2 separate regions of the Homo sapiens genome follow, and region 2 is linked to region 1. A link is a contact called in ENCODE Hi-C or POLR2A ChIA-PET data. All regions are on one chromosome and are shown on one strand. The core of a region is the stretch at or near the end of the contact, and the rest is flanking DNA. Distances in the headings are between cores, read along the strand shown.

What was found. A loop is a pair of places that touch in the nucleus more often than their neighbours do. ChIA-PET counts read pairs that join two places held with the same protein, here RNA polymerase II (POLR2A). Pooled maps may share reads with other maps.
Region 2: a map of ovary shows a loop between it and region 1 (2.0-fold over the local background). The contact joins two enhancer-like sites. A Hi-C loop is called at or near these places in 4 of 168 maps with a recorded cell type or tissue (Caco-2, ascending aorta, heart right ventricle and 1 more) and 6 of 50 pooled maps. POLR2A ChIA-PET finds 5 or more read pairs at or near these places in 2 of 52 experiments (IMR-90 and activated CD8-positive, alpha-beta memory T cell).

Annotation. Positions count from the first base shown.
Region 1 is chr12:45,264,316-45,272,140 of GRCh38, forward strand. All of the region lies in intron 1 of ANO6 (anoctamin 6), which reads left to right. Among named protein-coding and RNA genes, the nearest start is that of ANO6, 52 kb to the left of the region's middle. Within about 2 kb of position 4,601, at least 26 of the 41 ENCODE cell types and tissues checked have a DNase peak (open chromatin) inside an H3K27ac peak, as active enhancers do; they include ascending aorta and heart right ventricle, where a contact is called at or near this core.
Region 2 is chr12:45,355,151-45,362,975 of GRCh38, forward strand. It overlaps ANO6 (anoctamin 6), which reads left to right. Exons shown (of 20, transcript NM_001025356.3): 8 at 2,140-2,274. Among named protein-coding and RNA genes, the nearest start is that of ANO6, 140 kb to the left of the region's middle. Within about 2 kb of position 2,587, at least 6 of the 41 ENCODE cell types and tissues checked have a DNase peak (open chromatin) inside an H3K27ac peak, as active enhancers do; they include ascending aorta and heart right ventricle, where a contact is called at or near this core.

The DNA of each region.
Region 1 (7,825 bases), core at 3,351-5,850:
CTGATAAGTTTGCATTCCTTATCCTACTCTGTCCTTGGCCTACTAATTGGTTTGACAGTTGATTGTTCTCTTCATCTTGGCCTCTTTGTTTCTTGGAAAGTTTCTGTTGACTCTGGTAAAAGTAATCAGTTATGTCTTATTTAGTCCCTTTGGATAATTTTTTGGGGGGTTGGCTTTTATTAATTTTAAGAAGTAATACACCCACCATTGATATAGTAAGTGTGGCAACCTGTCATGGACCAAAGAGTAAAGTTTTAAAATAGATGATTAATATTGAGAGTAGGAATAGCACAGACATCTGAAACATTAATTTTACCAATGGTTAGTTGGTGAAACCTGACTGTGGATACATACATATTTATGTAAATACAAAAAATTTTTTGTGGTACAGTAAATCTTGCTTCTAAGATCAAATATACAAAAAAAGTTAGCATTGTTTTGTATTAGACAAAGTGCTATTATCTTCAGTTGAACTTCATATCTGTATCATGACACTAAATATAAGACCTTGGGTCCCTGATAATAAGAATTAGAGAAAGGAACGTACAAAGCCAACACACCAAATTTGGTCTGAGGCTGTGAGCTCCAATATCAAGTGGTAATTGTGCAGTTGGAAAAATCCTGTAGCTTATATTCTCAACAATTTCTGATCATCAGAGTTTCAGAAACAATTCAGAGTTATCAGGCTCTGTCATTTATGAGTGAAAGGAGCAATTCCTCATTGACTGTAAGTCTTTTATGTTGGCAATTCCATTCTTAAATTAAGGCATTGGCATTTTCATTATGAAAATGGTTTTCCTGGATTTATAGCTGAGTCCATTAATTTTGTGTTTCAAAACTGATTGGCATTAATCTGTATAGTGACTTTTATATAAAAGCAACGTAAAGTTGATTTTGTAGTCTCGATTTTAAAGATCATTTCAGACATCTCTTCCTCCCGTGTTGGATCTACTGTATTGAAATACGAAGTTATGGAGAACTAAGGAATAAATATAGCACACTCCATTTCCAAAAAGACAGATGGCCTTACCATTCTGTGTAAGGGACTTGAGGAGACCCTGAAGTGACCTATATACCCTGGCTCCACACCTCACATTTGTTCTTGCTCATTTTCTTCTATATCTTGCAGTGTGGAATGATAATAATAAATGATAATGATAGCAGTTATGTCTTGAGTGCTTACTGTCAGACCTCGTGTTATGTACCTTACCATCCTTATTCCATTTAATATTCACAGCAGCCCTATGAACAGAGGTAGTATGATGCCTATTTTACAGATTAGGAAGCTGAGACTTTACCCAGCTGATCATCCAGTTAACCTTCCCGATTCTTGTCATTTCTCTACCACCTCCAGTCCATTCTGCACATCACTGCTGGCCCCATCATGTGCTTTTCTCCTTCAGAAACACCTTCGTAGACTCTATACTGTGTAGGGATAAAGCGCAAACCTCAGTGTACCTGCAGGTTGGCTCCAACTTTTTAAATCTTATGTCCTGCAACTTCCTTACAAAAATCCTGCAGTATAGACCTACCCTAACATGAGCATGCTGTGTGTTCACCTGTTTCCCTGCCCCAGCTGGCAGATGCCTACTATTTGCCAGGCACTGTTAGGATCTTAGGGACACAGTTCTTGCCTTCAGAACAATATACTCAAGGATAAGGCAGACCTGAACATAAATCACTTCTCCTTAGCTTTTATTTCTAATCCCAGATTGGCTTAGACCCTATATCCTTGGTGAAACTTCCCCTGGCCATTCAAGGCAAAAGTGATTCCACCTTCCTCTGAATGTCTGTAGCCTGAACTGCCTGTACCACATATTTATCTTTGGGTTGTGATCTTTTCAGTTGTCTGCATCTTAACCCACTTACAAATCTTTGCAAGTTAAAGACTATAGGTTTATAGGTTAAGCCTTTATAGCTTAAAGATTCTATAGGCAAAGTCTGTGGTTCTATGTCATTGATCTCTAAACTCCAGTTTTTAAAAATATTCATAAATTTGTAAAAATCTATAAGATTTTATAAAGAAATTTTAGCCCTGGATTACCATACTTTTAAAAATATATTGCATTGTGGTCTGAGACCGTATGTATTAAAGTATAAAAGATTAGGTTGGCACATAAATATGGCATATCATTTGTTTTTCCATACTTGTTTTAAACATTGGTGCCAAGTCTTTTTTTAAAAAATTGAATTAATATTACTGTGACACTTTCCCTTTTCTTAGTTATCAGCCTTTTGACTATAAGCCAAGCTTTTAAAAGTCACTAATAAAATATATGAGGCTTAGCCTGGTAATATAGTGAGACCTCATCTCTACAAAAACGTTAAAAAATTAGCTGAGCGTGGTAGCATGCACTTGTAGTTCGAGCTACTTGAAAGGCTGAGGCAGGAGGATTGCTTGATCCCAGGAAGTGGAGGTTGCCGTGAGCCAAGATTGTGCCACTGCCCTCCAGCCTGGGTGACAGAACAAGACCCTGTCTCAAAAAACAAGTGTGTGTGTGTGTGTGTGTGTGTGTGTGTGTGTGTGTATAATATGGCTCTAGTTCTTTGAGTTATGGGGTTTGTTAAAAATGACGAAGTGGGAAACCCATTCAGGTCCCAGCTTGAGCCACTTAACAGGGTGAACATGATTTAGTCAGTAACTCCTGTTTCTTCACAAAGCAGATGAGGCCATCAGCATCACGGTGGACATAGTGGGCTTTTCACCTGTTGAAGACTCTTGTGGGTGACTGTATCCATGTTGTGCTATTTGAATTGAATCATCCATCTATTTATCTGTTATATTAGTTTGCTGGGGCTGCCATGACAGAATACTTTAGACTGGGTTGTTAAACAACAGACACTTATTTTCTCACAGTTCTGGAGGCTAGGAAGTCCAAGGTCAAGGTGTCAATACATTTGGTTTCTCCTGAGGCTTGCTAACGACCACCTTTTCTGTGCCCTCACATGGTCTTTCCTCTGTGGGCATGCACTCTGGTATCTTTCTGTGTCCAAATTTCTTCCTCTTTTAAGGACACCAGTCTGATTGGATTAGGGCACACTCTCACACTCTCATTTTCAACTTAATCACCTCTTTAAAGACCCTGTCTTTTCCAAATCCAGTCACATTTTGAGGTACTTTGGGTTAGGGCTTCCACATCTGATTTTTGGGGAGTTATGATTCCATAACATCTATTTAAAATAGCACTTACTAGCCAGGCATGGTGGCTCACGCCTATAATCCCAGCACTTTGGGAGGCCGAGGCGGGTGGATCACTTGAGGGTCAGGAGTTTGAGACCAGCCTGGCCAGTGTGGTGAAACCCCGTCTCTACTAAAAATATAAAAATTAGCCAGGCATGGTGGCGGGCACCTGTAATCCCAGCTACTCGGGAGGCTGAGGCAGGAGAATCGCTTGAACCAGGGAGGTGGAGGTTACAGTGAGCTGAGAACATGCCAGTGTGCTCCAGTCTGGGCAACAGAGCAAGACTCCCATCTCAAAAAAAATAGCACTTACTTGTTGTAAATTATGTATGAAGAGGCTAGCATAAAGAAGAAACCGGAAATAGCCCTCCACTTATTTAGTGCCTATTATTAAAAGGGGAAGGGTACAGGTATATGAAAAGATAAGTCAAAACTGTATTGAAGGGTATAAAAGAAAAATAACTCTCTCTCCCAACCCTCTCCTATTTTAGGAAACTTCTTTAAAATCATTTACACAAATGTTTAAAAAGGCCAGGTGCATTTTTTAATGTATTAGTGTGTCAGAGAGAGTACAGATATCTCTATATCTGCACACAGATTAGGCTTTTAAATAACTACATAGTATTCCATTGTGTATGTACTATAATTTACCTAATCACCTATTAACAGGCGTGTAGATTGTTTCCAGTTCCCCCACTACTCCATTACAAACAGTAGTGCTGGATTCCTTTTACAAACCCAGGTCTGGGCACAGTGGCTCATGCCTGTAATCCCAGCACTTTGGGAAGCCAAGGCAGGCAGATCACTTGAGGTTAGGATTCCAAGACCAGCCTGGCCAACATGGTGAAACCCCATCTCTACAAAAATACAAAAATTAGCCAGGTGTGGTGGTACATGCCTGTAATCCCAGCTACTCGAGAGCCTGAGGCAGGAGAATTGCTTGGACCTGGTAGGTGGAGGTTGCAGTGAGCTGAAATTGCACCGCTGCATTCCAGTCTGGGTGACAGAGTGAGACCCTGTCTCAAAAATTAAATAAATAAATAAATAAAATACATACATACATACTTAACCAGGATGAAAAAAATAATGAAGAGCTACCTAAGAAGAATAACTGGGCTCTGATCTTGGTGAAAACCATCTTTGTTTTTCACCTTCCTGTTTATTGGTCTTTACAAGAGTTGTTGTGAAAGGCATTTCATTCTTTCCTGTCCTCCAGTACCTGACCACATGCCAATACCTCTTCTTCCTGCAATAATAGGAAGGGAAAGGGCTTTCCTTGGCAACATTAGGTCATAGTCCTCCCCAGGAAGAAAGGTCTGTCTGGATCATTAACGGGCATAGACTATTTTTAGCTAAGGAAAACAATTTTTCTTGTAAGAATTGCTATTTCCGTGCTCAGGGCAGCACATGCATCCTTTCTGGCTGCTTCCACCCATTGGCAAGGGGCCAGCTCTCTAATGGAATGTGAGCAGTCTTACTGCTAATCAAGATTTATGGTGGAGACCAGGACGCCTGGCCGCTCATTGGATTTGCAGACCCTCCAAGCTAACAGCGGCAGCCTTGAGATTAAGTGCAATGCAGAGGCTCTGGTGCTGTTCCCAGGCCCTCCCTTCTTCTCTGGGGCCAGCTTCTTAGCCACAGGTATCATCTGGCATTATTTTATAAGCTGTGCCATAGTGCAGATGTTCTTTTCTGAGGAATTACTTTCATTTCTGACTCATTTCAGGAAATGAGACAGTCTATCAGAGGTATTCTTCATTTCCAGACCCCTGGAGAGTTCATTTTCACCTGGGATTTCTAACCACATGGGGGCAGTGCTTTATTTACCCAGATGTGAGAAATAACAGTAATGAATAGTCTTCTTCTAAGGCAGCCCTTACTTCCCTGCAGAATCCAGTGTGAAGGCCCAGAGGTAGCTTATGCCCTTATTAGTGTAAATATTTCTGAGGCTTTGGTTTTGTGATGCTTGTGGACATGCTGTGTGTATGGGCTTTGGTGCAGGAAAAACATAATTTAGCAACAGATTTAAAAGGTAGTCTGGAGTGTTTCTAATTACTGTTTGTTTAGTTCACCATTGCCTAATAAGTGGATTTAAGTAACCTCGGGGGTAGGGAATGTAATGTTCATATTACAGTCAACCATGCAAATCAATTTCTAACTAAGTATTGCAGAGAACACACCGTGGAGCCATTTTATAGAAGTATTCCATTGAATCTTAAATTTAGACCTGAGAGCATTTTGGATTGGGCATTTCCCACTGGTTGATGCACACAGCCATGTGTGGTACAGTCCCGTTTAAGATCCTTCGGTGGCCTTTGGCATTTAGTTTTCTTGTTAATTCAATGTAGTTTTCTTTTTAATTTTCCCATCCTTCATTGACCATAATAGGGAACTGAAGTATTAAGAGGGCCCAGAACAGTAGTTGTCAACCTTGGTTGTAGCTTGGCATCATTCTGGGAACTTTGAAATTACTGATGCCTGAGGCCACCTCCAGAGATCTGGTTTAATTATTGGAATGCAGCCTCCACTGGGATTTCTAAAAGCTCCCAGAAGATGTTATTGTGCACCAGGGGTAGTGAACCACAGACCTGAGATGTCAGGGTCCTGAGAGCTCATCTCATCCAGTGGTTCTCAGCCCTGGCTGCAGATTAGCATCATCTGGAGAGCTCATGAAAGAAGCACTGAGGTCCCACCACCTGAAACGACCTTTCAGAGGAAGGAGCCATTCTTTTTAGAAGGTGCTCAGGTGATTTTGATGCACAGCAAGAGTTAAGGTTAACTGACATCTTAGCCATCCCATGTTATAGATAAGGAAAATGAGAGCAAAAATGGTCAAATGGCTTGTACGAGGTCAGGTCCTTGTTGTTACAGAGGCAGGTCTGATGCCGCCTCCTGCTCTGTCTGCAGCCTAACACCATCCCTTATATTGGCCTGTTGTATTTATTGATGCCTCCTCATCCTTCAGGTGATGTTCCTGCCTCCAGGAGGCCTTTTCTGACTCCTCATACTCACCTCCCATCCAGCCTGGGTAAGATCCCCTTCCTTTGTATTTGAACAGCATCCTTCCTTCTTTTTCCCCTCCGACTGTCAGTTCCGGGAGAACAGGCCTGTCTTTCCTGTTATTTCTGTAACAGTAGTGGGGTTTCAGATAATATTTGTTGAATTGAAGTTCTGTAACTTTTTATTCCTCAGTCCACATGGATTGCTGAAAATAATCCATTCCTATATGCATGCTTCAGAAAAGAACTTCAGAAAGCAAAAGTTATTTTTTTTTTGAGACAGTCTCACTCCGTCACCCATGCTGGAGTGCAGTGGTGCAATCTCAGCTCACTGCAACCTCTGCTTCCCAAGTAGCTGGAATTACAGGTGCATGCCACCACACCCAGCTAATTTTTGTATTTTTAGTAGAGACAGGGTTTTGCTATGTTGACCTGGCTGGTCTTGAACTCCTGACCTCAAGTGATCCACCCACCTCGGCCTCCCAAAGTGTGGGGATTACAGGTGTGGGCCACCATGCCCGGCTGCAAAAGTTATTTCTTACCTGTCTATGGCTCACTGTACTATGGGCCAGGATCTTAAAAGCAAGAAGGACTTCCCACCCTGCCTTCCAGGAGAGAGAGTTTTAGCAAAAAATGTTTGGCAAGGATATTTTGATGACAAAATAATGAAAACAAGATTTCAGTGACCTTACATGTTACTCAAGCTATGTACAACATCCAGGGACCTTCGAATAACATACAAATGTATATGGCATAACAAAAGGGAGTATTGTGGCATTACCTAACAACAAAAAGTTGTCTGAAGTAAATGATGCTATTTTATAAATATACATTTTAAGGACTGAATTATTATTTGGTGCAAAAGTAAATGATGCTATTTATAAAAATACATTTTAAGGACTGATTATTTGATGCAAAAGTAAAAGTAATTGTCATTACTTTTAATAGCAAAAAGTACAATTACTTTTGCACCAATCTATAATATTTTAAAGCAGCCACATTCTGTTAGTATAGCTGAATTAAATCCTTTGGCTTCTTTGGATTAATATGTTTTGTCTTTTCAAATGATTTTTAAAAACTCTATCTTCTGTCATTGCAGTGTACTTAGGATCATCCTTGGCCAATGTTCTATTTTTACTGGAAAAGTATTTTCAGATTTGCACTATTTACATTTACCCTTGTAGCTGTACCAGAGACTTTTCTGTAAAAGCAAGATCACAGCTAGTATCTGCTTAGCCTACAAGTGGCCAGGAAGCTCACTGCTGAGATGCTGAAAAGTAATAATTTTCTTGGGTGAAAAATACATAGTTAAAATTTTTTGGAACTAAAACTGCAAACTGGGCCTCGTTGTAGAGTAGACCCCAAGATGTTAAGATGGTGCAAACAGGACAGAATAATAATTGAAATGTGAAGAACCTCTTTGAAATCCTAAGTCTTCATACTTTCATGCATTATTTTTAAGAGCCTTCATATTGGAGAGCAAATGGTAATGTGGCAGTGTGGAAGTAAAGTCACCATATATCATGGAAAATCTTCCTAAAACAAATATTCTTGAAACTTTCAAGATAAAGCAAATCAATTTAGTTGGAGGTAAATATAAAACGTTTTTATATTAAATAACTTTTATTGTTTAAAGATGCAAATT
Region 2 (7,825 bases), core at 1,337-3,836, 89 kb after region 1:
TACTTGTAACTTTGATTTAAAAAATCAAAGCTGAATTTTGTTAAATTGATTTTAAGAGTTGGGAGGTGTTTGGCAGAGAGGGACAATGATCAGAAAATATTGCATTTGAAGGAATCCTCATTATTTCCAGCTTTTCAGCAAGAACTAAGAGACAGATTTCCTTTTGAGATTTGAAAAATCTTTCTGGCCTTGCCTACAATGTAACAGGGATGCCTTAGAAAGTATTGAACTCCTTGTCACAGTAAATAACCAAGCAGAGACTGCCTGACCAGCTCTTTAAATACAGCAGGATTTTTTTTATTATTGGGAGCTTGGACCAGGCAACTTCTAAGATTCTTTCCAATTTAAATATGGCATTTCCAGGATGGATGGCTGATGAAAACTTATTACAGAAAGCATAACCAAAAAGAGGCCAAGGCGTCTCAAACCCATGGCCAGACTTCTCTCCCGGGCTGTATCCTGAACCTGCCGTTTGCCTGCCTTCCATGAGCCAGAGAGCAAAGCTCCGGTCACGTGAAAATCAGCCCACTGTGTTCCTCCCATCTCCCGATTCCACCCTCAGGTCTGTCTCAGCTCTTCCTTTTTTCCCTGTGGATGTGAACTACACCCAGGCCTGTGACCCATGGAACTGGTCTCAGACCTTCCCTGTGAGTGCTTGTCCAGCCCAGGGATGTTCCTGTCTGAAGTCTCCCAGGACTCCAGGTTTTGCTCAGAGCTAAGTCCCCACGAGGCTAAGACCAAGGAGTTCAGCCCAGCTCCATACTGAGCCTGAAGTCTCACGTAGGCCTCAGAGTTAAGTAAATCTCCTTATCGTACAGATCAAGATGAAGGCAGAAATGAGTCATTCTTGGGGAATATCAGCAACAGCAGCAGTCACCTGAACCATCTCTTCATTCCTAAACTCTCTTTCTGCCTAACTGTACTTGACCTTCCTTTCAGGAACAATTTTGGCACTGCTTCTTGGTCAGCCTGCCCTCTTTAATCTTGCCTACGTGGCCTCTTCAGTTTTACCCCAGAGTATACCATTAACCAGTTTTTAAAACTTAGGAAAAAATAGAAGAGCTAGCTATAAGGAATACAGGGTGATGGATTCCTCAATCATATGCATCCTTCCCTCTTTCATTCTCACATGAGTTTTGCAAAAATTTTGGTCAGAGAGACATTCCACTACAAATTAGTGGTTTTTTTTCTTATTATTACAGTTGCCCCTTGAACAACACAGGGGTAGGGCAGTGACACCCGCACACACATACAGTCGAAAACCTGCATATATATTTTGACTCCCTTTAAACTTTTAATGGTCTGCTGTTGACTGGAAGTCTTACCAATAACATGAACAATCAATTAACAAATATTTTGAATGTTATATGTATTACATACTATATTCTTACAATAAAGTTAAGCTAAAGAAAAGAATGTTATTAAGAAATCATAAGAAAGTATATTTACCATTCACCAAATGGAAATGGATCATCATAAAGGTCTTCATCCTTGTCTTCACATTGAGTAGGCTGAGGAGGAGGAAAAAGAGTAGGGTTATTCTTGCTGTCTCAGGGGTGATGGGGGAAAGAGGTGGAGGAAGTGGAAGGGGAGGCAGGAGAGGCAGGCACACTAGGTTTATCTTTTATTGAAAAAAAATCCACATTTAAGTGGATCCGTACAGTTCAACCCTGTGTTGTTTAAGGCTCAACTGTATTTGTGACTTACGTTACATTTTCTCCAAGGAACTTCCCTAGTTAAGTAAAAGCAAATAACTGAGCAGATTGTTCATGTTCATTTGTCTCATGCATATAAAGAACAGTCTTTTGGAGAATGTGTAAAATAGTGCTGGTCTTTACAAAGAATGATAGTAATACTCTGTATTTATTCCATAATCAGCATTTTTCTCTCCCTTGCTGTATTTTAATGTACTTTCACCAGGCAAACCAGCAATAGTGATCAGTTCTTCCATAATGTGTAATATACTTTTTGTTTCATCGTAGAATTCAGGGTCTGCTGTGAAAATGAATGTTTTAAGGGTGAATTGAGTCAGATTTAAGCTTAAAGCCTCTCCTTTATTTAAAATCAGAAATTAATATTAGGATGAAGCTACGGAGTAATTATTTGCATCTTCTAAAAATAATTTCTGTCTTTCTTCAGGAAATACTATGGAGAGAAGATTGGAATCTACTTTGCTTGGCTGGGCTATTACACTCAGATGCTTCTCCTGGCCGCAGTTGTAGGAGTGGCTTGCTTTCTCTATGGATATCTTAATCAAGATAACTGTACATGGAGGTAACCTCTGTTTATTCCTTGTTGCCATGCTGAAAAGTTTATTAGACATAAAATTATTTTCATGGTCTTAAACTGTTTTGGTAAGACAAGACTGACTGCAGAACATTCATTGCTTGGGATGATATATCCCTTTTGTTCTGAGCACAATAACTGAGTGAAATGGAAAAATTTTTTTCTTAGATAATCCAACCCAGTGTCTGACATGAATATTACCCCTAGGAAACACTCCAATATTTTAAGACAATATTTTGTTTGAAAAAGAAAGGAGGACTGGAGGCGGGAGGATTGCCCTTGAACTTTTGGCCCCTAGAGGAATGTACACTCAGCCCTGCAGATGTGAGCCAAAAGCAGCTCTGATTTCTTCAGGGTTCCACTGGGAAAATTAGTGAGGGGTTTTGTTTTTTGTTTTATTTTGTTTTACTTTTAGAAATGATTTCTTACTACTAAAAAGTGCTTGTTTAAAAACTCAATAGTTGTTTTGGTTTTTACATTAAAAAATAGTTCATACAATGTTTAAAAAAATGTAGTGAAAAATTAGTTTGTACTGAGGTTGAAATTCAAACACCAGCTGCACTCTCTAAAGGGACATATGTGGGTGCCAGAGCACTCTAAATTTCACCATCACTATTCTGAATGGTATTATTAGACCTCTGCTTTTGGTGGTCTCAACTTCCAGCAGGGATGCAGCACGGAACCAGGATTTTCTCTTGATATCTGGCTGCTATCCAGGTGTGCCAGCCAGATAAAAATTTCTGGGCACCAGCAATGAGCTGATAACCAAATTTTTCAAGCCTGAAGCATGTCAGCCTGCTCCTGAGTTAGGTTGCTTACATGGCAGCCCTGATGGATAGACATAATTACGCTTCGATTTAACAGAGGATTCTGAGCATGTTGTACCCATTATGGCTTCTTAGCTTGAAAGCTGCAGATGGCTTTTGAAGTACTCTTCCCTCCTCACTGAAAAAGAGTTTTGGGCCAAAGGCTGAATGTTGTTACCTTTTCTCTAAATTTGTCTTCAGCTTCTCTGTTGGTTTGTACATTGTTCTAGTTTAAAAAAAAAAAATCAAAAATACATTTCAAAGTGCAGAAGTTGCATTTTTATAAGGTCCTCATGGGTTGTTCTTGTTATAACTTATTTTACAAAATCACCATGATAGTTACACCACATATTTCCTAGCATTTCACACAGATTAATTTGCAGAAAATAGAGGGAAGTTCTTGGGGATATACTGCCTGTGCTCAAAACTATTTGGCTTTAATTATTTAATTATGAGATATCTTTAAAATATCTAAATTATAAATATTTTCAGTTACTTTTATAGTTTCTATCAAATACCTGTTTAAAGCTTATGTCCCTCCTTTTTTTTTTTTTTGGTGGTGGGGGCAGTCTTGCTGTGTCGCCCAGGCTGGCGTGCAGTGGCGCCATCTCAGTTCACTGCAACTTCTGCTTCCCAGGTCCAAGCGAGTCTCCTGCCTCAGCCTCCTGAGTAGCTGGGATTACAGGCTGCGCCACCACACCCGGCTAATTTTTGTATTTTTAGTAGAGATGGGGTTTCACCATCTTGGCCAGGCTGGTCTCGAACTCCTGACCTCAGGTGATCCGCCCGCCTCGGCCTCCCAAAGTGCTGGGATTACAGGCGTGAGCCACTGTGCCCGGTCCTTATGCCCCCTTTTAAAAATAACAGTTATATAGAGACATTATTTATATACCATAAAATGACCTTTTTTAAAGTGCACAATTTAGGTGTACCCCTTTCCCTTAGCCCCTGGCAACCACTAATCTATTTGCTTTCTGTTTCTAGGGATTTACCTATTCTGGACATTTCATAAAAGTATTTAAATATTTTAAATGTTTTCTATTCTTGTGAATCTACTCAGTATGTAATAAAATTGAAAATATTAAAAATGTGTAAACAATTCAGGTGTTTTAAGTGCATTCACCAAGTTGTGATCACCACCATCTAATTCTAGAACATTTTTATTGCCCTCAAAAGAAACCAGTGCCCATTAGCACTCACTCCCTAATCCCTCTTTCCCTTGGCCCCTGGCAACCAACAGTCTACTTCCTGTTTCTATGGATTTGCCTGTTCTGGACATTTCATAAAAGTGGAACTATACATTATAAAGCCTTTTGTGACTGTCTTCTTTCATTTCACCTACTGTTTTCAAGGTTCATCCATGTTGTAGCATGTATCAGTACTTCATTCATTTTTGTGGCCAAATAATACTCCATGTGTGTATAAACCGCATTGTTTATTCATTAATTGATGGACATTTGGGTTGTTTCTACTCTTTGGTTATTATGAATAATTCTGCTATGAACATTCATGGACAAGTTTTTGTGCAGACACATGGTTTCACATCTCTTGAGAATATAACAAAGAATGGAATTGTTGGGATATACAGTAACTGTAGGTTTAACATTTTGAGGAACTGTCATAGTATTTTCCAAAGTGACTGCATATTCCACCTGCAATGTATGAGGACAATAATATCTTCACATCCTCATCAGCACTTAAAAAAAATTGCCATTCTAGTTGGTATGAAGTGGTATGTCATTGCAGTTTTGACTTTGTTTTCTCTAATGTCTACTGATGGTGAGCATCTTCTCATGTGTTTGTCATTTGTATAGCTTCTTTGGAAAAAAATTTGTTCAAATCCCTTGCCTATTTTAGTTGTGTTGTCTTTTTATTGTTGAGTTGTAAGCATTTTTTATATATTTGGGATAGAAGTCTCTTATTGGATATTGTCTTAGTCTGTTTGTGCTGCTGTAACACAGTACCACAGACCAGGTAATTTGTAAAGAATAGAAATCTACTTTTCATAGTTACAGAGGCTGGAAATTCCAAGATCAAGTTGCCGACATTTGGTGTCTGGTGAGGGCTGCATCCTCTGAAGGAGAGGAATGCTGCATCTTCACATAGCAGAAGGCATAAGGGCAAGTGGGGAGAACTCCCCTCATCAACTCCTTTTATAAGGGCACCTAATCCCATTCATGAAGGATGAGCCCTCATGGCCTAATCACTTGTTAAAGTCTCCACCTCTTAATATTACCACACTGGCAATACCTAAATTGGAAGAGACACATTCAAACCATAGCAGATACATTGAAAATATTTTCTCCCATTCTATGGATTGTGTTTTCACTTTCCTAATAGCATCCTTTGAAACAAAATTATTTTTAATTTTGATGATCTCCAGTTTACCTTTTATTCTGTTATTTGTGCTTTTGGTGTCATGTCTTAGAAACCATTCGTAATCCAAAGTCATAAAGTTTTTTTTAACATTTATCTTCTAAGAGTTTTATGGATGTAGGTTTATGATTTATTTTGAGTTAATTTTTGTAAATGGTATGAGATAGGGTCCTGCTTTATCATTTTCCATATCCGGGTATACCAGCACCGTTTTTGAAAAGACTGTTCTCTGTTTAATTATCTTGGCACCCTTGTTGAAAAGCAGTTGGCCAAAAATTTAAGAGTTTGTTTATAGACTCAGTTGTTTTCCATTGATCTACATGTCTGCATTTTATGCAAGTACCACACTTTATTTATCACTGTAACTTTGTAAACTTCAAATTTTCGTTTTTCTTTTTCAAGATTGTTTTGGCTGTTCTGGGTCTTTTGCATTTCCGTATGAATTTTAGGATCAGCTTATCTATTTCTAGGATTTTGATAAGAATAATGTTGATTCCATAGGTCAGTTTGGAGAGTATTGCCATCTTAACAATATTAAGTCTTTTAATCCCTGAACACAGGATGTCTTTTCATTTATTTAGGTCTTTCATTTCTATCAACAATATTTTATAGTTTCAGTGTGTAAGTCTCATACTTGTTTTTTCTCTTAAATTTATTCTAAGTACATTGTTCTTTTGATGCTATTATAAATTGTTTCGTTAATTTAACTTTTGGATTACCTATTGTAGTGTATAGAAATGTAATTGCTTTTTTGTATATTGATTTTTGTGTGTGTGCTGCAACCTTGCTAAACTGGCTTATTTGCTCTAATAGTATTTTGGGTGGATTCCTTAGGATTTTTATATACGATGTCATACTGTCTGTGAACAGAAGTAGTTTTACTTCTTCCTTTCCAATTTGGAGGACTTTATTTTTTCTTACCTAGTTGTCCTGACTAGAACCTCCAATATAATGATCTTAGGAGGAAAGCATTCAGTCTTTCACCATTAAGTGTGATACTAGGTGTGGGTTTTTTCATTGATACTCTTTATCAGGTTGGGAAAGTTCTATTCCTAGTTTATGAGTGTTTTTAATCATGGAATGATGTTGGATTTTGCCAGATGCTCTTTCTGTGTCTATTGACATTATCTTGTGTGTAGTTTTTGTTCGTTATTCTATTAATATGGTATATTACAAGAATTGATAACTTTTGTACTTTGAATCATCCTTGCATTCCTGGATAGATCCCACTTGGTCATAGTATGTAGTACTTATTTTATATGGCAGGATTTGGTTTTCTAGTATTTTATTGAAGATTTTTCCATCTATATTTGCAAGAGATATTAGGTCTCTAGTTTTCTTATGTTGTCTTTGGTTTTGGTATCAGCATAATACCAGTCGCATAGAATGAGTTGAGAAGTGTTCCCTCTTCTTTGTTTTTAAAAGAGTTTATGAAACATTGGTGTTAATTCTTCTTTAAATGGTAGGTGGAATTCATCAGTGAAACCATCTGAGACTGGGCTTTTCTTTGCAGGAATTATTTTTTTTCTGTTAGTCCAGTCTCTTTATTTGTTAAAAATAGGTCTATTCAAGTTTTCTATTTTTGCTTGAGTTACCTTAAGTAGTACATATTTTTCTAGGAATTCTTCCATTTTATCTAAGTTGTCTAATTAGTTGGCTTATAATTATGCATAGTATCCCCTTATAATCCTTTTTATTTTTGTAAGAGTAACAGTAATGTTTCCCTTTTCATTTCTGATTTTAACCCTTTGAGTCTTCTTTTTTTCTTGATCAGCCTAGCTAAGTTTGCCAATTTTGTTATCTTTTCAAAGAACCAACTTTGTTTAGTTGATTTTTTTGTTACTTTTCTGTCCTGTATTTCATTTATTTCCACTTGTTGCCTTTTGATTTTAATATTTAGTTCATTTATATTTAATGTAATTACTCATGAAGTAGGAGTTAAACCTGCCATTTTGCTATTTGTTTTCCATGTGTCTTTTTGTCTCTTGTTTTTCTATTCCTTCATTACTACTTTTTTTGTGTGTTAAATAGATATTTCTAGTATGCCATTTTAATTCCATTATTGTTTCTTTATCTTTTTTTAGTGGCTTCCCTGGGGATTATAATTAACAACTTAATTTAAAATAATATAGTTTGAATTAATGGCAATTTTAATTTCAAATAGTACACAAAAACTTTACTTTGGTACAGATCTGTTCCTTCTCTACTCCTTTGTGGTATTATCATCATGCAAATTACAACTTAATGCATTATAAGCTTACCAACAGTTTCATAATTGTTGCTTTGTGTCTTTTAAATAAGATAGAAGAAAATAGAGACATACAAAAATATACTACTTTTCATATTTATATATGTAG